2 separate regions of the Homo sapiens genome follow, and region 1 is linked to region 2. A link is a loop called in an ENCODE intact Hi-C map of the cell type or tissue named here. Cell type or tissue: IMR-90. All regions are shown on one strand. Links, peaks and the distances in the headings refer to the core of each region. The heading gives the core; the rest is flanking DNA.

Evidence for each region. A loop is a pair of places that touch in the nucleus more often than their neighbours do. Peaks named below come from ENCODE experiments on the same cell type or tissue, not always from the same donor. Only the 100,000 strongest peaks of a DNase experiment are listed, where the experiment ranks them.
Region 1: a loop joins it to region 2, with 2.4 times the contacts of the local background. A loop is called at or near these places in 7 of 110 quality-filtered maps.

What each region holds. Positions count from the first base shown.
Region 1 is chr3:66,410,521-66,415,897 of GRCh38, forward strand. It overlaps LRIG1 (leucine rich repeats and immunoglobulin like domains 1), which reads right to left. Exons shown (of 19, transcript NM_015541.3): 5 at 4,400-4,543; 6 at 2,351-2,494. Among named protein-coding and RNA genes, the nearest start is that of LRIG1, 88 kb to the right of the region's middle. In IMR-90, for the core only: a CTCF peak has its summit at 2,985; a DNase peak (open chromatin) is centred at 2,871; H3K27ac peaks cover 1,182 bases.
Region 2 is chr3:66,590,887-66,596,263 of GRCh38, forward strand. The region is part of intron 1 of LOC105377141 (a long non-coding RNA gene); the gene reads left to right. Among named protein-coding and RNA genes, the nearest start is that of LRIG1, 93 kb to the left of the region's middle. In IMR-90, for the core only: no CTCF peak of the experiment used is centred there; DNase peaks (open chromatin) are centred at 2,195 and 3,255; H3K27ac peaks cover 1,437 bases.

The DNA of each region.
Region 1 (5,377 bases), core at 107-5,106, 180 kb before region 2:
CCTAGAAGTGACTTTTTTGGCTGAGTAAAAGTGAACCAGGGCTGGGTGTGGCGGCTTATGCCCATCCAGTACTTGGGGAGGCCGAAGAAGGAGGATCGCTTGAGCTCGGGAGTTCGAGACCAGCAAGGGCAATATAGCGAAACCCCATCTCTACCAAAAACAAAACAAAAAGTGACCCAGGCCAACAAACGGGCACAGGAGTTCCAGGCAAGGGCAAAGCCCATTAAAGGAATAGAAAGGAGAGCGAATAGGAGGCGGCTCTTATTATCACCCGCATCTCACACATGAGGAATGTGCTGCTGAGAGAAGCCAGGTAACCTGTCTAAGACTTTACACAGCTTAGCCAGTAGGGAAGGGGCTAGAATTAATTCAACCCTGGGTCTGCCTACCAAAGGCTGGACTCTGTGCCACTGTGCTAGGAGACCCGCTTTAGCTCTGGCGTCAGACTACCTGGATTTAAATCCTAATTTTGCAGCTTGCTGGCTGAATAAACCTGCACATCTACTAACATGGAGATATCCAAGAGCACTGACTCCATGGGGTCACTATAAGAAGGAAACAAGGGTACATCAGGATTCAGTGCAGCTCTAGGCCTGAGCTCTCAGGCCCACCGTGTAAGTGTGCTAGCACCCCGCTTCCCAACACAGCATGTGCCAGGAAGGACAGCGCCAGCCCAGGCAACCGCCTCTTCAACAAAAGTCCGTAACCCGAATTTTGCTCCGTGTTCAGTATTACAAGGGCTTTGGGTAACTGAGTTTTGCTTTTTTCCATCTTTCTTTCTGCTACTGCTCAAAAGGTAAGCACTTAATGTATAAATAACCTCTAAGGCAGCTCATCAGTCTCAATTTATACAAATCTGTTCAACATAAAAACCAAATGGTAGGTGCTAACTCCATTTTCCTCTGAGAATTCTCTTTTAACTTCAGTCCACCCAGCACATGACCACCTTGGACTTCCAAGTCCAAAATGACATGCCTAAGGAGGTCAAGTGAAACGTTTTTGAATATGTAAAACAAAGGGTGGAGAATGGGTAGAGCAAGAAGCCCAGCGGCAGGAAACATCCTCACTGTTCACAGAGTAGGGAGGGCTGGTCATGCAGAGACGGTTATCAGAGTGACACAGCACAACATGTGGATGGACCTGGGCCTAGCTCGTTTCCACTGCCAAGAAAACCAGTAAAGGACATTCGAGTCATGATATAATTTGCCCAGACTGGAAGAAGAAGGGGCGGACATGAGCAAGTTAAATCATTGACTCTCAAGGAGGAAATCGCAAGTGGATAAGTAAAGACAGTGGTGTCAGTCTATCAACTTGGAAGGAACAACCAGCAAAGCTAAAAACAGAAAAACGAAAAAGAGAAAGGCTTAGAAGTGCTTGCCTCTTGGGAGAAGAACTGGGGTGAAGAGAGAATGAGGGGGTGGTGGCGGGGGAGGCTGGGGTGGGCAGTGATGGCTTTTCTTTACTATCTGATTTTATTTAACTATACAGTCAAATTACTTTTGATTAAAAATAAATATTAACGTTTAAAAAGGCTTTCAACGTTTAAAAAGCCTTTTCTGTATGCTGCCCTGCTGTTTCACGTTACCGTGCAGGCAAGCCCCTTCTGCTGCTGTACACATCTGGCTGAAGAGACTGCTCCCTTGATAAAACTTAAACATCTGCACCCAGTGTCTTGATTAGCTCACAAGACAGAAATAAACCTCCTAAGATGAGCTCTACATTTTTGGCCCACCTGCACCTCAGGAAAGACTGTCAAACCCAGAAGGGGAGAGAAGGAACTTCCTGTGGTCAGGAGTGGAGAGGATGTGAGGAGGGGTCTGTTCCGCAGCCCCACGTTCACCGAAGAAGCAGGGGCGGGGGCAGTGGATGCAAGCTGTGGAAAGCAGTCCTGGCAGAATGGCCCCCAAACTCCATCTCCATCAACCAACTTATCTGACTCAATCCGCTGAAACTTCCCCCAAGTGGATTTCAGTGGATGTCCCAATCTGCTAGGAAAATACCCTCAGGTTTGGCCCGGTCCCCAAGACAATGAGTTGGGCCCAGGTGAAGCTGCAAAGGGAAGGGGGCTGGGTCCGGCTGAAGTCTTGAAGAATCCTTCAGGAGAGAGGGGCTGGGCACTGGTGCCCCACTCCATGCCCAGTGCACAGCTGAATGCTGGTGTGGGCGCGCACGTGCACACGCGCACGCACACACACCCCACACCACACAGCAATGCTGGTGTGGGCGCACACACCCAACACACAGCAACGTTGGTGTTGGTGCGCACATGCATGCGCACACACACACACGCCACATCACACCACACCGCACAGCAATCCTTAGCAATGCCAGTAACCTGGTCCGCACTTACAGCACATGCATCTTGGACAGTCCCCAGAAGGCCCCATCTGTCAGTTTGCTGATGTTGTTTCGCTGAAGCTTCAGCACCTCCAAGCTGTTGAGCCCCTGGAAGGTGAGGCCCTCTATCAGCCGAATCCTGTTCCGATTGAGGTCCCTAAAGAGATGAAGCCAGCAGGGTCAGAGTGTCTTATGTGCATATCCCACCCACAACCATTCTGAAGCAGTCCTGGCTAAGTTTCCAAGCCAGAGGAGAAATCCCAGTGCAGGGATCCCTGGGAAGCCAGGATGTGTAGGGGAGCCCACCATGTGTCTCGGCTGCCATGCAGGCACTGATGCTGCCACCTGACCACACCTAGTGCAGGCAAGAGGGGTGAGTGAGGCCAGCTCTCCACAGCCAGCTCCGAGGCTGGCCCACAGCTGCACAGAAGAGAACGCGTGTGTGCTCACGTCTCCTCCCCCAGTAGCACCAGTGCCATTTGTGACTCTGCAGTGAGGACGTGGGTATGACTCAAGGGGTGAATGTCTTATGTGAGGTATCTCTGAGCTCAGCAACAGAAATCCACACCACATGCCTCAACCCAGGAAAAACCAAACCACTATGTATCAAATGGCAATAACACTTTCCACTGGGGGCATTTCACAGCATCTCCACTATGGAGAGAAGTTACTGCACATGGGGGCAGGGGGAGATGGGGTAGAGACACCCCACAAGTCATATACACTTGGCTTCTAGCCCCAGTATGACAAAGCCTCAGTTCACCAAAAGATGTCAGGAATCTGGGTGGGCCAGATCCATTAGCACCCCTGCGGGAAGGGGAGGCAGAGCAGCCAGAAAGCCCTTGGTTTTCCCCAAATATTTCTGCAGTGTCTCATGATGCTGCCCCACACAAACCTTCTCAGGAATCACTGAGACCTTCTCCACAGACTGAAAATGGCAAAGTCTAGGACTCCCCACCCAGGGGAGGTGAAACCCAGGTAGGATGAGAGCCAGGCACACCCCGTCGTGCCGCCAACCTGGCCCTCGACAATTATTTTGTTTTGTTGAAACAAAATTTCCAATACTGTCTTATTTTCCTGAAATACATTCTTCTGCTAAAAAGAGGGCACAGGAAAAAAAAAAATCAGGGAAAAAAAGTCCTTCGTCAGGCTCTGGTTAACAGAGCTTTACTTGAATCTAAAACTCTGCCTTCTAGAAGGGTACTCAGCCTTCCATCAGTAAACTAAACAATTAAATTGTTTACAAAAATAATAAATCGGCCGGGTGCGGTGGCTCATGCCTGTAATCCCAGCACTTTGGGAGGCCAAGGCAGGCGGATCACGAGGTCAGGAGATCGAGACCATCCTGGGTAACAAGGTGAAACCCCATCTCTACTAAAAATACAAAAAATTAGCCAGGCATGGTGGTGGGTGCCTGTAGTCCCAGCTGCTCTGGAGGCTGAGGCAGGAGAATGGTGTGAACCCCGGGGGCGGAGCTTGCAGTGAGCTGAGATCACACCACTGCACCCCACCTGGGGGACAGAGCGAGACTGTCGCAAAAAAAAATAATAATAAATAAATAAATAATAATAATAATAAATCAACTACCTTGTAAGATTAAAGATATGAAGACAAAGGCTTGTCTTTTGCTTACTAACTCCAGCTACACTAACTTCCTCTCAAACTGTTCAAGAAGTGTCGGACACCACCATGTCCAAGGTACAGATTTTACGGGTATCTTAAAAAAATACAGAAAAACATCTAAGATAAATAAGAACCCAAACCCATGCAGCCTCAGCATTAGCCAGCATCAGCTAAGCAGCAGGACTCCTGATTCCATTTTGGAAAACATCAGGGAAGAAAAGCGACCTCAGTGGATGTCTTTCTCAGCAACCTGAAGCAGCCACAGCACCAGACCCAGCTCCGAATTTGCTTTTATGAGGTGCTGCCATTAATGGTAATTTATGGAGAGCTTTACCAAATGGAGCAAGGAAAGGGTGGCGTTTGGTACGAGGTCCTTGGGGAAATCTGGCCTCCATAAAGTTTGGCTAGCCTTAATTAAAGTGTAGGTTTCTGTACTCACAGTTGTGTCAGCCTGGGTAGCTTGAATGCTCTTACAGGAAGCTGGGTGATCCTGTTTTTGCTCAGGCGAAGAGTTAGCAGCGACCGTGACAGACCATCAAATGCTCCCAACTCCAGGGTGCCAATCCGATTGCCTGCCAGGTTGCTGGAATGATTCAGAAAAGAAAATGTGGTGGTTGGTCAAAGGCCTTCCTCATTTCATTATAGACACCAGACCTCTCTGGGTCTGAGTTGGGAAGATGAGTTAAGACACCAGAGGGACAGGTTTCCAGTGAGATGTTTATCAGCCACAGGCTTTGGATGGGGAGCTAGAGAGATGCAGGTGTTAGGACTGTGCACCTAAGCCCTGAGGGCAAGGCCGATTTAGTCGAAAGCATACTGTCCTTGAAGCTGCTGGGCCACCCCAAGAGGGTGGGAGTGAAAGTCAAACACCCCCATGCCCACTGACACACCAGCCCTGCGTCAGGAGCCACCTGCAGGACTCTTCTCACCACCCAGTGCCCAAGGTTGACGTGAAAACTCCTAGAAAGCAGAAAATCAACTGAAAGGCAAGGTCAGTGTTAATTTAATAATTTAGAGAAATAGCCTTTAGTTTTGAGGTGGGTCTTGCTATATGAACTACATAACACATATGTATAAACCAATTCATTTCTGTAATTGTAAATGCCTCAAAGAAACACTCTAGCTGAAGAGACCTGTGCAGAATCCCTTCGTAAAACAAGCAATATGTCATGGTACCTACACTTACAGCGTGATTAAGTCGGGGCATCTCCCGTGACAATACAAAAAGGCAGACACCGCTTCTCAAAAGGCACAGAAGTCTGCAGCTCAGATCTGTGCATCTTGCTGTATGCAAATTATATCAAGTAATAAAAAAGAAAAGAAAGTACAAGGAAGAACAATATGGCATTCCTGTGAGAAGTGGTTTCCAACACCTCTCCTCTGCCTTCCCCAAACAAATGCTGCTTTTTCTGGCCTA
Region 2 (5,377 bases), core at 213-5,212:
TCTCTTTCTTTCAGATCCCTTTCTTCCATAGCACTTATTATAGTTGGTAACTATATTTGTATCTGAGTGATTATATATTTAACGCCAGCCTTCTACTGCACTATAAGCATAAAAAGTATAATGCATATCTTATTTATTAATGCATCTTCAGGATCTAGCAAGTAAACTGGTACACTAAAAGTTGCTCAATAAATACTTGCTGAAAGAAACATATTTAACCATAAGATGCTCACTGTGGTCAGAAATAAGATGTAGGTGGAGACGTCTTCTAAACAAACCACCAGCATTCTTTAGGACTCTGAGTTAGTTTTATTACTGTCTGGGTACCTTGTTAAATTCTGAAATCAAGATGATGGGGAAAAATTTGACTGATCATTTAACCTTCATTTATATTTAACATGACTTTCCCAAACAGATGGGGGGCTATGCCAGCCTTGTAAGTGGATGTACAAAATATGTATGGTCAAAATGCACACAAAGCAATTCCATCAATTCCCTTCTTTTCTGTGATTATTCCTCAACTTATTGTGACCAAGAATCAGTCCAGTATTTGGCAACAAGAGGGGTGAAAATGAACCGAAGACATGAGCAACAATTGACATGGAATCCCTAGGTGCTCCCAGCAGACCCACATTCTCAAGAAAGCCAATGCAAGAGGTGGGGCAAAGAGGGGCAGAGGATAAGAAATTTATTTTCTGACCCCTACTTAATGGTTTTAGGTCCACTTTGACCAGGGAAGAAAGAACTGTTTTTAAAAATGACTCACTTTATTCTTAAATGTCTCTAAGAGAAAGAGGTGCTACAATCTCCACAGGGAGGAGGTAAAAATTAAATCAGATAATCCTGGGAAATGATTTTGCAAAGTGGCTGTCCTATAGCCAGTGCTCAATCACACTGAGTGTTCAGCAATGCTGGGAGAGCCTCTTTCAAATCTTTAGTCTTGGAATCAATACTGATCATCTTAGAACTCTAACTCTTATGGCCAAAAGGTTTTTGATAACTCAAACTTAGATTTTCTTCCCTGTCGCTTCACAGTGTTTTGTAGCCTTTAATATTTCCTCTACCTTTCTTAAAATGTGAAATTTGAAAGTAATAAGTATTTCATGTTGATGATGTCTTAGAGAGTTGGGGTGAATTGTTGGGTCCTAGCAATTAGCCAAATAGCCAAGCCTAGATTTTTTCCTTTCCTTTCTTTCCCGGCCCTCATTATTTGGGTAATTGCATCAATTCTACAATTGGTTTTACATGTATTGCCAGAGTCTAAGCTGTGCAAAAAGGGATGTCCTTTAATGATTTCCTTTGAATGGCTTTCCATCTAGGGAGGAAGAGGGCCCCTCTTGTTCAAAAACAAAGGAATCATCCATCCCACCAAGACCTTTCTTCTCTATTAAGTATCTCTTGAATTTCAAAGGCGGACTTGGAATTTCTCAGTCCCAATCTTAACGGCAGTTCCAGACTGCAGTTTATTTTCTTTGTCCCTTTAAGACCAGAAAACATTACAGCAATGCAATAACTGTTCTTATTTTTCTTGGGTTCAAAACAAGACCAGATTCCAATCTGCTAAAGCTTACCATTTCACAGTAACCAAGCAGTTCATGATTATCAGCTCAAGCATACATTTTCCTTCCAAACAAGGATATGGCTACTAGCGGCAACAGCTGTATTTTGCTAGTCAATCCTTATGTTAAAGATTTACAGTTTTAAATTCTGTCACTTGGTTTGCCAACTGTTCTTCTTCCTGGAGCTGCCCAGTTGTTTCTGAGGGGACTTGAAGTGGTTTCCTAGCTGTTTCAACGCCCTGAATGACAATGCATCCTCAGAGTCAGACTGGAGAATGGAATTCCCTGTTTATATCCACAAGACTTCTCTCGCTCTCCTTCTTTTTTTTTTTTTTTTTTTTGAGAGGGAGCCTTACTGTGTCACCTAGGCTGGAGTGCAGTGGCGCGATCTCTGCTCACAGCAACCTCCGCCTCCCGGGTTCAAGTGATTCTTCTGCCTCAGCCTCCCAAGTAGCTGGGACTACAGGCATGCGCTATCACGGCTGGCTATTTTTTTTTTTGTATTTTTAGTAGAGACGGGATTTCACCACATTGACCAGGCAAATCTCAAACTCCTGAGCTCAACTGATCCGCCCGCTTTGGCCTCCCAAAGTGCTGGGATTACAGTTGTGAGCCACTGCACCCGGCCTCTCCTTCTTTTAAACATATGCAGACTCACCGCAGAAACTGGAAACAGATTAAAAGAAATGCTGGCTTTTAAGGCGAGTTTGAAAAACGTAAAGCTGGGAGCCGGCTTCCCGCTCTCCCTGGTTCCCTTTTTGTGTTCTCTTCTGTGATTCATCTGCTCTAATCCATCACCGATTCATCATGCTCATCCATCAGACCCTTCAAAGCAAACCCTACAGCTGCTTTTGCCATTTATCAGTGGGAAATAAAAGGGAAAGGGGGAAAAGTAAGGAAAATATCACGACCTTTCTGGGCCTGGGATAATGGGTGTGAAAAAAGGGTGGAGGGAAAGCTTATCTAATGAAACCCAGAGCCTTTCTGGGATGTGAGTTCTTGAACAAAGGATTATGACTGAGAGCAAGACCAGCAGCCAGTCTGCAGTAAAGTTTCAGGGATAAAGTCTGCCAGAAACAAAAGGTTTAGTGGGAAACTAGAGGAATGTGGACAAAATGATATCCACTCCAGAGGAGTTTAAAACCTACCAATATTCATAGAAATTTGTTGTCTGTGACCAGTCTCTCAGCTTTCAGCTGTGTAATAGAACATGGGCATTCAGGTTGAGAGGCAAACATTTGACTTCAGTGCCCTTCCTTGCAAACTGGGAAATGACTGATATTGTAATTCACCGTTCTCATTTTCATAAGATGCCTTGCAAGTCCTCTGCCATTTAAACACAACTGATGTGCCTTAATTTTGAATTTGTCATGCACCAGATTTTTATTTTTTATTTTTAAATTTTTATTTATTTATTTAAAAAATAGAGACGAGGTCTCACTATGTTGTACAGGCTGGTCTTGAACTCCTGAGCTCAAGTGATCCTCCCGTCCCGGTCTCCCAAAGTGCTAGGATTACAGGTGTGAGCCACTATGCCTGGCCTCATGCACCAGTTTTGCTCTCAAATTTGAGAATCAAAAAATAAGGACTGACTCAGTGATTCCACTTCTAGTAATTCAGCCTATATACGTGTAATCCATGTAGGAGGTTACTCTCTTTGTCATCATAGAAGGTAGAAACAGCCCAAAGTTTCATCATCAATGTCATGTAGCTTTTAGAAAGAATGAGGAAGGTAAACAAACTGTGGACACTATGGAATTCTATGACTCACCAATAAAAGGGAATAACTACAAATGCATGCAATGAGGTGGATGGACCTCAAAAGCAAGAGAGAACTTACTGTATGATTTCATTTACAGGACATTCTAGAGTGGGCAAAGCTATTTTATGGTAGAAAAAGAACAAGAGCTGCCTCTGAGGGTACAAAGGTGGGGACTGATGGGTAAAGGGCATGAAGGACGTTTCTGGGGGTGATGTTGATACCTTGTATCTTGATAGGGGTTTGGGTTACACAAAAGTATTTATTATCCAAACTCAGTGAATTTTGCACCTAAGATTTATATGTTTATCAAAGCTTAGAGAATATTTACTTAAAATTTGTGCATTTTATTATAGGTATTTTTTTTAAGTAAAAAGTTATAAACCAGTAATGAAATTCTGACTAAGAATATGCTTGCTCGAGTATTTGGATAAAAGTCTATTTATGTTTTCTATTTACTTTGAAATGCATCCCAAATAATATGGATTGCTGGATGGATAGAAAGATGACTGATGGGTGAATATTTGATAAAGCAAGCACAGTAAAGTGTTAATGGTAAAACCTAACTGGTGGGTATTCACAGGCATTCCTGGTAAAACTACTTAAATTTCACTCTATTTTGAATTTGTGTGTGTGTGTGTTTGTTTTTTGGGTTGGTTTTTTTTTTTTTTTTTTTTTTTTTTTTTCCTGAGATGAAGTCTCGCTCTGTTGCCCAGGCTGGAGTGCAGTGGCACAGGCTTGGCTCACTGCAATCTCTGTGTCCTGGGTTCAAGCGATTCTCCTGCCTCAGACTCCCAAATAGCTGGGATTTCCGGTGCATGCCACCATGCCAGCTGATTTTTGTTATTTTTAGTAGAGATGGAGTTTTGCCATGTTGGCCAGGCTGGTCTCAAACTCCTGATCTCAAGTGATCTGCCCGCCTCAGCCTCCCAAAGTGCTGGGATTGCAGGCATGAGCTACTGTGCCTAGCCAATTTTGAATATTTTAATAAAGTTTTGGGAAACAAAAAAAAAGAATGAGGAAGCTTTTTATATCCTCATATAGACTTTTTTCCAGTTTTATTGTTAGGTGAAAAAAGTTGCAGGCCACGCACGGTGGCTCACGCCTGTAATCCCAGCACTTTGGGAGGCCAAGGCGGGTGGATCACAAGGTCAGGAGTTCAAGACCAGTCTGGCCAACATGGTGAAAACCCATTTCTATTAAAAATACAAAAATTAGCTGGGTGTGGTGGCATGTGCCTGTAATCTCAGCTACTCAGGAGGATGAGGCAGGAGAATCACTTGAACCCAGAAGGTGGAGGTTTCAGTGAGCTGAGACTGTGCCACTGCACTCCAGCCTGGGCAACAGAGTGAGACTCTGTCTCAAAAGAAAAAAAGTTGATCGGCCGCGGTGGCTCATGCCTGTAATCCCAGCACTTTGGGAGGCCGAGGTTGGGGGATCACGAGGTCAGGAGATCAAGATCATCCTGGCTAATGTGGTGAAACCCCGTCTCTACTATAACACAAAAAAATTAGCCGGGTGTAGTGGTGGGCACCTGTAGTCCCAGCTATATGGGAGGCTGAGGCAGGAGAATGGCGTGAACCCGGGAGGCGGAGCTTGCCGTGAGCTGAGACTGCGCCACTGCACTCCAGCCTGGGTGACAGAGCGAGACTCTGTCTGAAAAAAAAAAAAAAAAAAAAAAAGGTGCAGTATTCACAGTATGCTGCCAATTGCAGAAAGAAAGAAGGAACTCATATGCGTATCTGAGTCTATGTGCCGATATCATCTCTTGAGGGAGACCCTAGAAATGGATTACCGTAGAGGAAATAACACTAGAAATGGTTACTTTAGAGGAGGGAAAATGGGTGCCTGGAGGGGAGGTGGGAAGGAGAGAGCATATTTTAAATCATTATGATGATTTAAAGGGTAAATTATTGTATACTTTTGGATTTTGTATAGGTGAAAGTATTACCAATTCAAATAAAAAAAATCAAAAGCAATAGTATATGCTAGAGTCATCTCAAATGTCTACAATGGGCTCCCTTTGCATGGCTGACATTTGGAATTTATTCTCCTAGCA